2 separate regions of the Mus musculus genome follow, and region 2 is linked to region 1. A link is a loop called in an ENCODE intact Hi-C map of the cell type or tissue named here. Cell type or tissue: heart. All regions are shown on one strand.

Region 1 (5,000 bases):
TTTAACGAGGTAAAGTACACTCCCTGACTCGCTCACAAGGAGAGCACGCTGCTAAGAAGTGCTTTGTTAGTCTGGGGTAAGCTGTATAGGTGACAGGCTGTTTGCCCTGCAAAGGCCATTGTATTTCCTAGGATACCTTCCCTGGTGTTAATCGACAGAGAATTATTTCTTATAGCAGAACTCTGGTTAGCACAGGCTTGTTCTGTTCTTATGAACTCGTTCAGCTAAGAACCACAAATACTGCTCTTCTGTTACATTTTTTTCTGTTTACATATCTGGAAATATCGTAGATTTCCTGGCAAGCTTTCTGTAAGACTATTCCAAGTTGGAATCGGCCATGAGAATTTACCTAGGAACAGGAGGAGGTCTACCATCCTAATCTTAGACATCTATGTACCCGCTCTTTTCCACCGTTTTTAAATATGTACTCATTTTTCTATTAATAGTATTTATTTTGAAAAGTATGTGCTGTGTTTGTAGATGGAGGATAAGACGCAGTTATCCCAGTCTGGCAAGTGCTTTCTGGAGATTGTGAAGTGGATTTAGGGCACACTACTAAATGTTCTTACTAATATTTTTTTTTTTAACCATACCAAAAAACATTATTGTTCTCTCAAATGCTAGGATATTCTTTTTTCCTTTTTAAAAAATTAGATAGTTTCTTTATTTACATTTCAAATGTTATCCCCTTTCCTAGTTTCCCTTTCTCCCAGAAACCCCCTATCACATCCTCCTTCCTCCTGCTTCTATGAGGGTGTTCATCCACCAACCCACCCACTCCCACCTCCCCTCCCTTGATTCCCCTACACTGGGGCACTATTGAGCCTTCATAGGACCAAGGACCTTTCCTCCCATTGATGCCTGACAAGGCCATCCTCTGCTACATATGTAGCTGGAGCCATGTGTACTCCTTTGTTGATGACTCAGTCCCTGGGATCTTTAAGGAGGTCTGGTTGGTTGATATTGTTGTTCTTCCCATGGTGTTGCAAACCCCTTCAACTCCTTCAGTCCCTTCTCTAAGTCCTCTATTTAGGGACCCCGAGCTCAGTCCAATGATTGGCTGCTAACATCACCTCTGTATTTGTAAGGCTCTGGCAGGGCCATTTCAGGCTCCTTTCAGCATGCTCTTTTTGGCATCCACAATAGTGTCTGGGTTTGGTAACTGTATATGGTATGAATTCCCACGTGGGACAGTCTCTGGGTGGCCTTTCCTTTAGTCTCTGCTCTACACTTTATCTCCATATTTTCTCCTTTGAGTATTTTGTTCTCCTAAGAAGGACCGAAACACCCACACTTTGGTCTTCCTTCTTATTGAGCTTCATGTAGTCTGTGAATTATATCCTGGTTATTTGGAGCTTTTGGGCTAGTATCCACTTATCAGTGAGTACATACCATGTGTTTTCTTTTGTGATTGGGTTACCTCACTCAGGATGAGATTTTCTGTTTGCCTAAGAATTTCATGAATTCATCGTTTTTAATAGCTGAGTAGTACTCCATTGTGTAAATGTACCACATTTTCAGTATCCATTCCTCTGTTGAAGAATATCTGGGTTCTTTCCAGCTCCTGACTACTATAAATAAGGCTGCTATGAGCATAGTGGGGCATGTGTCCTTATTACATGTTGGAGCATCTTCTGGGTATATGCCTAGGAGTGATATAGCTGGGTCCTCAGGTAATACTATGTCCAATTTTCTGAGGAACCGCCAAACTGATTTCCAGAGGGATTGTACCAGCTTGCATTTCCACCAGCAATGGAGGAGTGTTCCTCTTTCTCCACATTCTTGCCAGCATCTGCTGTCACCTGAGTTTTTGATTTTAGCCATTCTGACTGGTGTGAGGTAGAATCTCAGGTTGTTTTGATTTGCATTTCCCTGACGACTAAAGATGCTGAACATTTATTTAGGTGCTTTTCAGCCATTTAGTATTCCTCAGTTGAAAATTCTTTGTTTAGCTCTGTAGCCCTGTTTTTAATAGGGTTATTTGGTTCTCTGGAGTTTAACTTCTTGAGTTCTTTGTATACATTGGATATTAGCCCTCTATCGGATGTAAGACTGGTAAAGATCTTTTCCCAATCTCTTGGTTGCCTTTTTGTCTTATTGACAGTGTCCTTTGCCTTTGCAATTTTATGAGGTACCATTTGTTGATCCTTGATCTTACAGCACAAGCCATTGCTGTTCTGTTTGGGAATTTTTCCCCTGTGCCCATATGTTTGAGGCTTTTCCCCACTTTCTCCTCTTTAAGTTTCAGTGTCTCTGGTTTTATGTGGAGGTCCTTGATCCACTTGGACTTGAGCTTGGTACAAGGAGATCAGAATGGGTCAATTTGCATTCTTCTATATGCTGACTGCCAGTTGAACCATCACCATTTGTTAAAAATGCTGTCTTTTTTTCCCCAATGGGTGGTTTTAGCTCCTTTGTCAAAGATCAAGTGACAATATGTGTATGGGTTCATTTCTGGGTCCTCAATTCTATTCCATTGACCTACCTGCCATTCTAAAGAACAGAAATCCACCAAGATGAGGTACCAGAAGTTGTTAAGCATTTATCATACTTTTCAGCTCTTAAAAGCTATATATATATATATGATGATTCTATGATGCTGTAACAACTTTGTTGCTTTTGTTACTATATAAATATGAGTAACTATGCATCCACTATTATGTATAATTGCCTTTACTCCACAGGACAAAGTGAGTTGGTATGATGCTTGTCAAAAGTATGAAACAAGTTATGTAGGCAAACCTTTTGTACTCATGCTGCAGCGTGTATCTGTTTAATTATTTTCATATTGACATTTTGATTTGCACTACAAATTCAACCAATATCTTCTAATATTTAGTGACAGCTGGACAAACCTAGTGAAATAGTGACCTCTGCTGGTAAATATACATTTTAAAACAGCAAAAGCAAAGATTTATAAATGTTTGGTTTCTTTTTGATAAATTCTGTCTGTAGGCCAAATGAAAGATACTTTACCATTTATAATTGTCTACCATTCCAAGTAACTTATAAAATATTTTTATAAGGGACAAATATGCTAGTGTGGTTATTTTAAAAGAGACAAATTCTAACTGATTTTTAAACTAATATTATGGCAATAGAAACTATGCATTGTCAATGGCTTTTCTTACCCTACCATTTCAAAGTTAGCCTTTACTCTAATAATGCAGTAAAAGACCATTTATTCATGAGATAAAATTATTGAAAATGGTTTATTAATAATATTAGCTATCTGGCTTAACTTTATGACAACTGAATGATCAAAGGTGTTTAACAGCTTTAACATTTTGAGAAAGTGTTGTTGATATTGACACTTAATGTTTATTGTATTGTTATATAGTATAAAGTATAATACATATTACATCTATATCTTATACTTCTCTAATTGATTACAAATGGTACAATGATTTAGTACTCTCTATTTCTCAGTACTAAACATTTTGCGAGTTCAGAACTCATCTATGAGATGAAGTGCTGTACAATTTATGTTAACAATTAAATAAATCATTTCTATTTTTAAGCTCTTCTCTATTGATTGAAAGTCATGGGTTCTGAGCCTAGGGATTCAACCTGCTTGATAAACTACTTGCCACGCATGCACATAGCCCTGGGTTTGATCGATAACACTGCATAAGCCAGGTATGCTTGCACACACATGTAATCCTGGCACTGCAGAGATGGAGATGGTGAGGAGGTAGGGTCACATGGTCATGTGTAGCTCCACAGTACGTGCAAAGGCAACATGGACTAGAGACCCTGTCTACAATATTAAAGGATAAAAATTCAGGGCTGTTTTCAGATTATTTTCTTTTATATGCTTAAATAACATTGAGTACAGTTTTCACATGTTAGATATCAAAATGTGAACAACTATTCCTGTGAACCTTGTATATCTTTATTAGAATTGTTATGTAAGCAAGATGAAGTTAGTAGTGACTTTAGAGTTGGCTTGTCACCCCAGATTCCAGAAGTGGGGTACACTTCCAGGTGATGGGAGGTTTTTTTTTCTGTGCTGTGATACAGAGCTCATGTTGGAATTGTGTTAACCCTTTATTTTCAGGAGACATTTTAGTCCTGCTATTCCATCCTTGTGATATTTATTTTTCTTAAATAAGTGTGCCTTTTAATTATGAAATGATAAACACATAGATTTTCTCCTTCATATTAGTCTTGGACTATATATACTAGCTAGAACTTGTTATTGATTATTAAATTAAAAAATACAAATGTAGTTCAACTTAAGAAAAACTACTTCCTATGCTCTCTTTTTTTTTTAAATTTTATTTTTTTACTTATTCACTTTATATCTTGCTCACTTCTCTGCTCCCCTCCTGGTCACCCCTCCCACAATCCTTCCCCCATTCCCTTCTCCCCTTCTCCTCTGAGCAGGTGGGGACCCCTGGGGATACCCCACCCCACCCTGGCACTTCAAGTCTCTGTGAGGCTAGGTGCTTCCTCTCCTACTGAGGCCAGACAAGGCAGCCCAACTAGGAGAACATATCCCACATTCAGGCAACAGCTTTTTGGACAGCCCTTGCTCCAGTTGTTCAGGACCCATATGAAGGCCAACCTGCACATCTGCTGCATGTGCAGGGAGGCCTAGGTCTAGCCTGTGGATGTTCTTTGGTCGGTGGTTCAGACTCTGAGAGCCCCAAGGGTCCAGATTAGTTGACTCTGTTGGTCTTCCTGTGGAGTTCCTATTCCCTACTACATTTAAAGTGAGAAAAATTCCATTGCAAAGATAACAGGCACCAAGCAGAGGAATGTAGAACTCAGACTGTATTTAACTACAGGTAATGCTGTATACTAGCTAGTGTGTGATTTCTTTGATCTCTGAAGCTTCAATTTCTTCTTCTGTAATGATAGAATTTCATTAAGGCTCAAAAGGACCTAATACCTGTACATTTTCAAAACCCTTCCCTGTAGCTTGTAGCTGCTGTCCCAGGCGTGTCTTGGGTTCACATCAGCCTACAAAGGTTCCTGTGAACTTCTGCAACTCA
Region 2 (5,000 bases), 54 kb before region 1:
CAACCCACCCACTTCTGCCTACTCGCCCTAGCCTACAGGACCAAGGGCCTCCTCTTCTTCCGTTGATGTCCGACAAGGCCATCCTCTGCTACATATGAGGCTGGAGCCATGGGTCCCTTCATATGTACTCCTTGGTTGGTGGTTTAGTCCCTGGGAGCTTGGGGGGGGGGTCGGGTGAAGGAAGAACTCTTTTTTTTTTTTTTTTATATTTATTTATTTATTATATGTAAGTACACTGTAGCTGTCCTCAGACACTCCAGAAGAGGGAGTCAGATCTTGTTATGGATGGTTGTGAGCCACCATGTGGTTGCTGGGATTTGAACTCCTGACCTTCGGAAGAGCAGTCGGGTGCTCTTACCCACTGAGCCATCTCACCAGCCCCCGAAGGAAGAACTCTTAACCACTCAGCCAGAATGAAGTGTCAATATGAACTTTGGAGGGAGCGGGCACAAACAGTTAAGGCCCAATTTCTAGCTATTATCCCAGAGTTCAGTTTTAAATCAGGTGACTTCCTGGTAGGAGGAATGTGTAGATATGGGGTGGGGGTGGGGTTCACCAACAAGGGGAAACTCCCTATTCGCTAAGCATATTTAATGTCATAGTAACATATCAGGAGAGAACTGTCATTTTAAAATCTAATATAATTTATCATGTGTTGCTTTGGTCATGGAATTTTATCACAGCAATAAGCAATGTAAGGCAATACTATTTCTGAGGTATCGATGCCAGTTAAATACAAATGAGTTCATTTTAAATCAGGCTAACTGGGTGTTCCCAGTTGTACATGGGTAGCTAGTGTTAGGGTTCGTAAGTCAGCAGAATCGTGTAGAGGTAGTCTTAGCTTCAAAATTCACAGGCCAAGGACAGGTGGTTGTCATTTTTATGTCCTATGTCTAACCGAATCTTGCGCTTCCATAAGGAGGGTCTTTGGTGTATGAATCAATGATTACAACTGATGTTAGCCTTAAGCTCGGATGTGGTTTTGATGGAAGCCACTGTGTCCCGTACCTGCAGGTTTGTCATAGCGGTTTCTTCCTCATGTCTCTCCCTAGCTTGTAGGGTTGGAGTGCTTTCCGGAGTCACTGGGAGGGCTGCTGTGAGGGAGATAGGTTCTGGGTCCTCTCCACCAAGAGTTGCTTAAGGAGAAAAGTGAGGTGGGGCTGTCCCTGTACTACTAAGAACGAAGAAAAACAATCACGTTAACTTTTTCCCACACTTTCTAGTGAAGCTCCTGCCTCTTGCCTTCTGGACTGTAGATGAGTCCTCACTGTGATCTTTCTGTCCTAGAGTTGGTTGGTTGGGAATTGCAAATCCACCCACTGTCACCTTTGCGCATAGAGGGAAGCTGACTCGGCCCACAGCGCACCCCAGCGGCGGTCTGGAGTCCTTCTAGCCTTGGCCACTTGGCTTCCGGAGGGCTCGCCAGTCAGCGCCGAGGCAGATGCAGAAAGCCGGTTTCCGCGGGACCCCAAGGAGGACGCCCGCCACCTGGGAACCTCGGGGACCTGGAGGGGCGGGGCTGAGCGAGCTCCGGGGCCGGCCCGCGTCTCTGTGGCTTCGCTGAGACACTGCAGGGACGAATAAAGGCAAAAGGGGAGGGTCTCGAACACTGTCCTGCTCCTCTGAGAGAGAGAGGTGGAAATCCGGCACCTCCGAGCCGCAGAGACGCGCGGCAAGCACCATGGAACGAGCGGGCCCCAACTCCGTGCGGTCGCAGCAGCAGCGGGACCCGGACTGGGTGGAAGCGTGGCTGGATGATCACCGGGACTTTACCTTCTCTTACTTTATTAGAAAGGCCACCAGGTAAGAAGAGGAGCCACAAAGGACACAGCCAGGGACATGAAGCGTGACCTGAGGCTGATCTCTCTCCCCCACCATTGAATTTTCCCCTCGATCCAACATTAAACAATCCCCGTTCCCAGGCCCTTTGCTTCGGAAGTAGCTTCTCGGTCCCAGTACGGACTGGAGTCCTCTACTTAAAGGGAGCACAGTTGAGAAGCGAGGCGTCGGATTAGAAAGGACTTGCCCACGAAGTTAAAAACAAAAGCGTACACCCGGCCCTGGAGCAAGATTACTCTCCCGGGCCTTCTCCCCTCCCCTCTACTCTCCCGGTTTCCCTCCCAAACCCGCTTAGCAAAAACCAAAACAAGCCAGAGCCCCTTCCCAGCGGCTCCGGAAGCACCACTGCGGGCGCGTCCCTGTGGTCGTGCTCCTCCCCTGCCCGGCTTGCTCTGACCCTGGAGGGGCGGGGAAGCCGGGGGGGTCTGGACCAGGCCACCGGGAAGCCTGGGTGCCGCAGCTTGCCCGGGTCGCCCCCAGTGAGGACTGTCGCCTTTGGTCCCCCAATAGTCCTCTGGTCATCCCTCTTCTGGCTGCGTCGCCGCAAGGAGGATTTTCGCGGAGCTTTGCGGCGCGCACACAAAGGGCGGGAGGGAGGCGGCCCGGGCGGACTCGGGGACCCGGGGACCCGGAGCACCCCAGAGGCCAGTTCTTCCTGGTCTCGAGCCAAACGCCGGGAGGCCGCTGCGGAGGGCGTGGAGAAGGGAGCCTGTCCTTTAGGATCCGACTGCTGCACGGGCAGTCGGGGCTCGCGCAGACTTGAGAGTGGAGCGGAGGGACGAGAGGGTGGAGCGGAGTGCGTGGCGGGCGGGTCCCCCGAAGCTCGAGGAGTCGCCGTGAAGCCCGCGCGCGCGCTTGCCTCCGGCGCGCCGATCTGGGCTGAACTAACCAGCTCTGCTTTGGAGAAGGGGCTGGAGCCCCGCCACCGGCGCCTTGGGGCAACGGCCGTCGAGCAGCTGGTGCTGGCCGCCCGAGCCGGGAGGGCGACTCTCGCCGGGCGGGGATGGTGGACGAGCCGGTGGGGACTCGCCCGAGCGCGGCCGCCACTCGGCCGGGCGCTGCCCGCCAGGGGGCGACGCAACGCGGGGTCCGCAGCCGGCGACCCGCAGCGAAGAGGCGGCGGGGGCAGTAGGGGAGCCGGTCGGGCACTCACGGAACTCCGTCGGCCCCCAGAGTCTCCCGAGTCCACCATCCGAGGAGTTCGCAAACGAGCGCCCCACCTTTGCTATGTTGCCCTTTGGAGACAAAACGAGGTACTTCCTTCAACATCCCGCTGGCCACTTTGTCTGGGGAAGGGCTGCGGGGGTTAGCGGCTGGCGGGGGCACCCCTCACACCTGCGGGAGATGAAGCCGCCCGATAGACGGGCAGTATGACTTTGTCTCACCTTGCTTTTTCACGGAGATACTACATGGGGGTCAGTTTTCTCTCTTTTCTCACGGAGCCTCTTCTGGACAGTTTTGGCGTTTTGCTTGTGAGTCTAGCCTTTCATGGCTGAGCGCTCTCTCCAGCCCAGATATACTCTAAGTACCCAGCCCTCCTTTCACCTCCCACCCCCATTATTAAGCCTTTCCCCATCAAATTCTGAGCATAGAGGGATCGGATGATAACACAGAAAGTAGAGCGGTTTCTTTTTAAAACATTACAGGAAGTTTGAGCCGAAGCACCAAGACAGACCATCTCGACCTAGAATTATCTTGCTGGGAACCACCAGTTTCCAGGGGTCACTAGTTACTCTTGAGACCTTCTGTCTCCCGTGTCCTTTCACTGTACACTCCCATCCTCTGCTCCCTTTGAATTAGAGCACAGAAAATGGGGAGGGGCCAGAGAGCAGGGCTGAGTTTTAAAGTATGCTTTGGAGATGTTCTTTAGATGGGCTGTTGTTAACAGTTGAAAGCTAAAAATACAGCAAAAATGACCCGTTCTTTGTTTTACCCTCTCCGCTTTAAAGACAAACTATGGATAGCTTACTGGAGGTTTTTGAGTGGTCCTAGGCTAGGGCACTGTTAAACCTTCCAAAAACCTTGAAAGAGTAGCAACATTGTAGTTGAAAGTAAAAAAGAGTCCTTTGATACATTTACTATTAATTTTTCCCCCTCTCAAGTAGAAATTAAAATTACAAATAAAAATACAATTAAAGCCTCAATTACAATGCTAACTGTAAAATTAGATATTCTGAGGCCCCAAAAGACTTTTTCAAGTTAGGACATTATGTGTGTGCTGTGTGCATGTCCGTGTGTGTGTGTGTGTGTATGTGTATGTGTGTGTGTTAAGAGTGCAATTTGGAAGATGAAAGTGTAAAATGCTTTAAAATAATTCAGGCCTTCATATTTTTAAAAGGAGAAAGTTCAGAAAGTTATTGACATAAAGAACAACAATCTAGGAATATGTAGGCTGAGGGCCTTCTGCGTGGAATTGAACAAAGGGATGAACGGAAGCTTTTCAGTCGTCACAGCCCATTTGTATGAATTTGAGTGTGAAAGTTGAACAAGTTATAACATCATCTGTTGGCATGAAAATTAACATCGTTTTCCTAGTGAATTGCAAGTGGACATCTCCACCCTCACCAATCTAAGCAGTTTAGACTCCTCCAGGACTGCATTAATTGGAGGTTTTAACATGCAGACATTTACAGCGAAGACCTTCTTGGTGCCGAAGCCACTTATTAGCTGTTGTTATTCTTGACAGCATATTTGAATAGCATTACCTTTCATTAGTTACCGGTCAGGTTGATGATTGTGGGTGATGTTTTAAGTCATTTCGTTTTGGAGGCGTGAGGTGGTTGGGTTTTATTGCTTTGTTTTGTGCCAGGCCAAAGCCTGAGAATATTTGGCATATAATGGAAACAAGAGACTTAAAAGGCTTTATGGCAGGTTGGATCAAAGTCCAGGAACAGAAGTTGTACAGGTCTTTGTCACAGGAGTGTGACATATTTCATACCACAAAGCTGTGCTGAATTAGTTACGTCTCTGGGTCCTGTATATGGGATTCTTTGTCATTCTCTTCTTGGCTTTTTGTGTTTATTCCTTTTGGTGCAGTACTGGGAATTAATTATGGCCTTCTGTATGCAAGGCACTGGCTCTGCCAATTGAGCTATATCATACCCAGCACTCAAAAATTTGTTATTTTGAGATAAGGTCTCATTAAGTTGTCCTGTGATTTT

Evidence for each region. Peaks named below come from ENCODE experiments on the same cell type or tissue, not always from the same donor. Only the 100,000 strongest peaks of a DNase experiment are listed, where the experiment ranks them.
Region 2: it touches region 1 in a loop (7-fold over the local background); 12 of 42 quality-filtered maps call a loop at or near these places.

What each region holds. Positions count from the first base shown.
Region 1 is chr3:122,781,626-122,786,625 of GRCm38, forward strand. It overlaps Pde5a (phosphodiesterase 5A, cGMP-specific), which reads left to right. Exons shown (of 21, transcript NM_153422.2): 7 at 1-9. Among named protein-coding and RNA genes, the nearest start is that of 4930447N08Rik, 18 kb to the right of the region's middle. In heart, a CTCF peak has its summit at 2,883 (motif pointing left); no DNase peak of the experiment used is centred here.
Region 2 is chr3:122,727,565-122,732,564 of GRCm38, forward strand. Pde5a (phosphodiesterase 5A, cGMP-specific) reads left to right here and starts at 1,594. Exons shown (of 21, transcript NM_153422.2): 1 at 1,594-1,803. The coding sequence starts at 1,682. In heart, CTCF peaks have their summits at 1,373 and 2,910 (motif pointing right); DNase peaks (open chromatin) are centred at 1,447, 2,297 and 2,557; H3K4me3 peaks cover 2,954 bases; H3K27ac peaks cover 2,492 bases.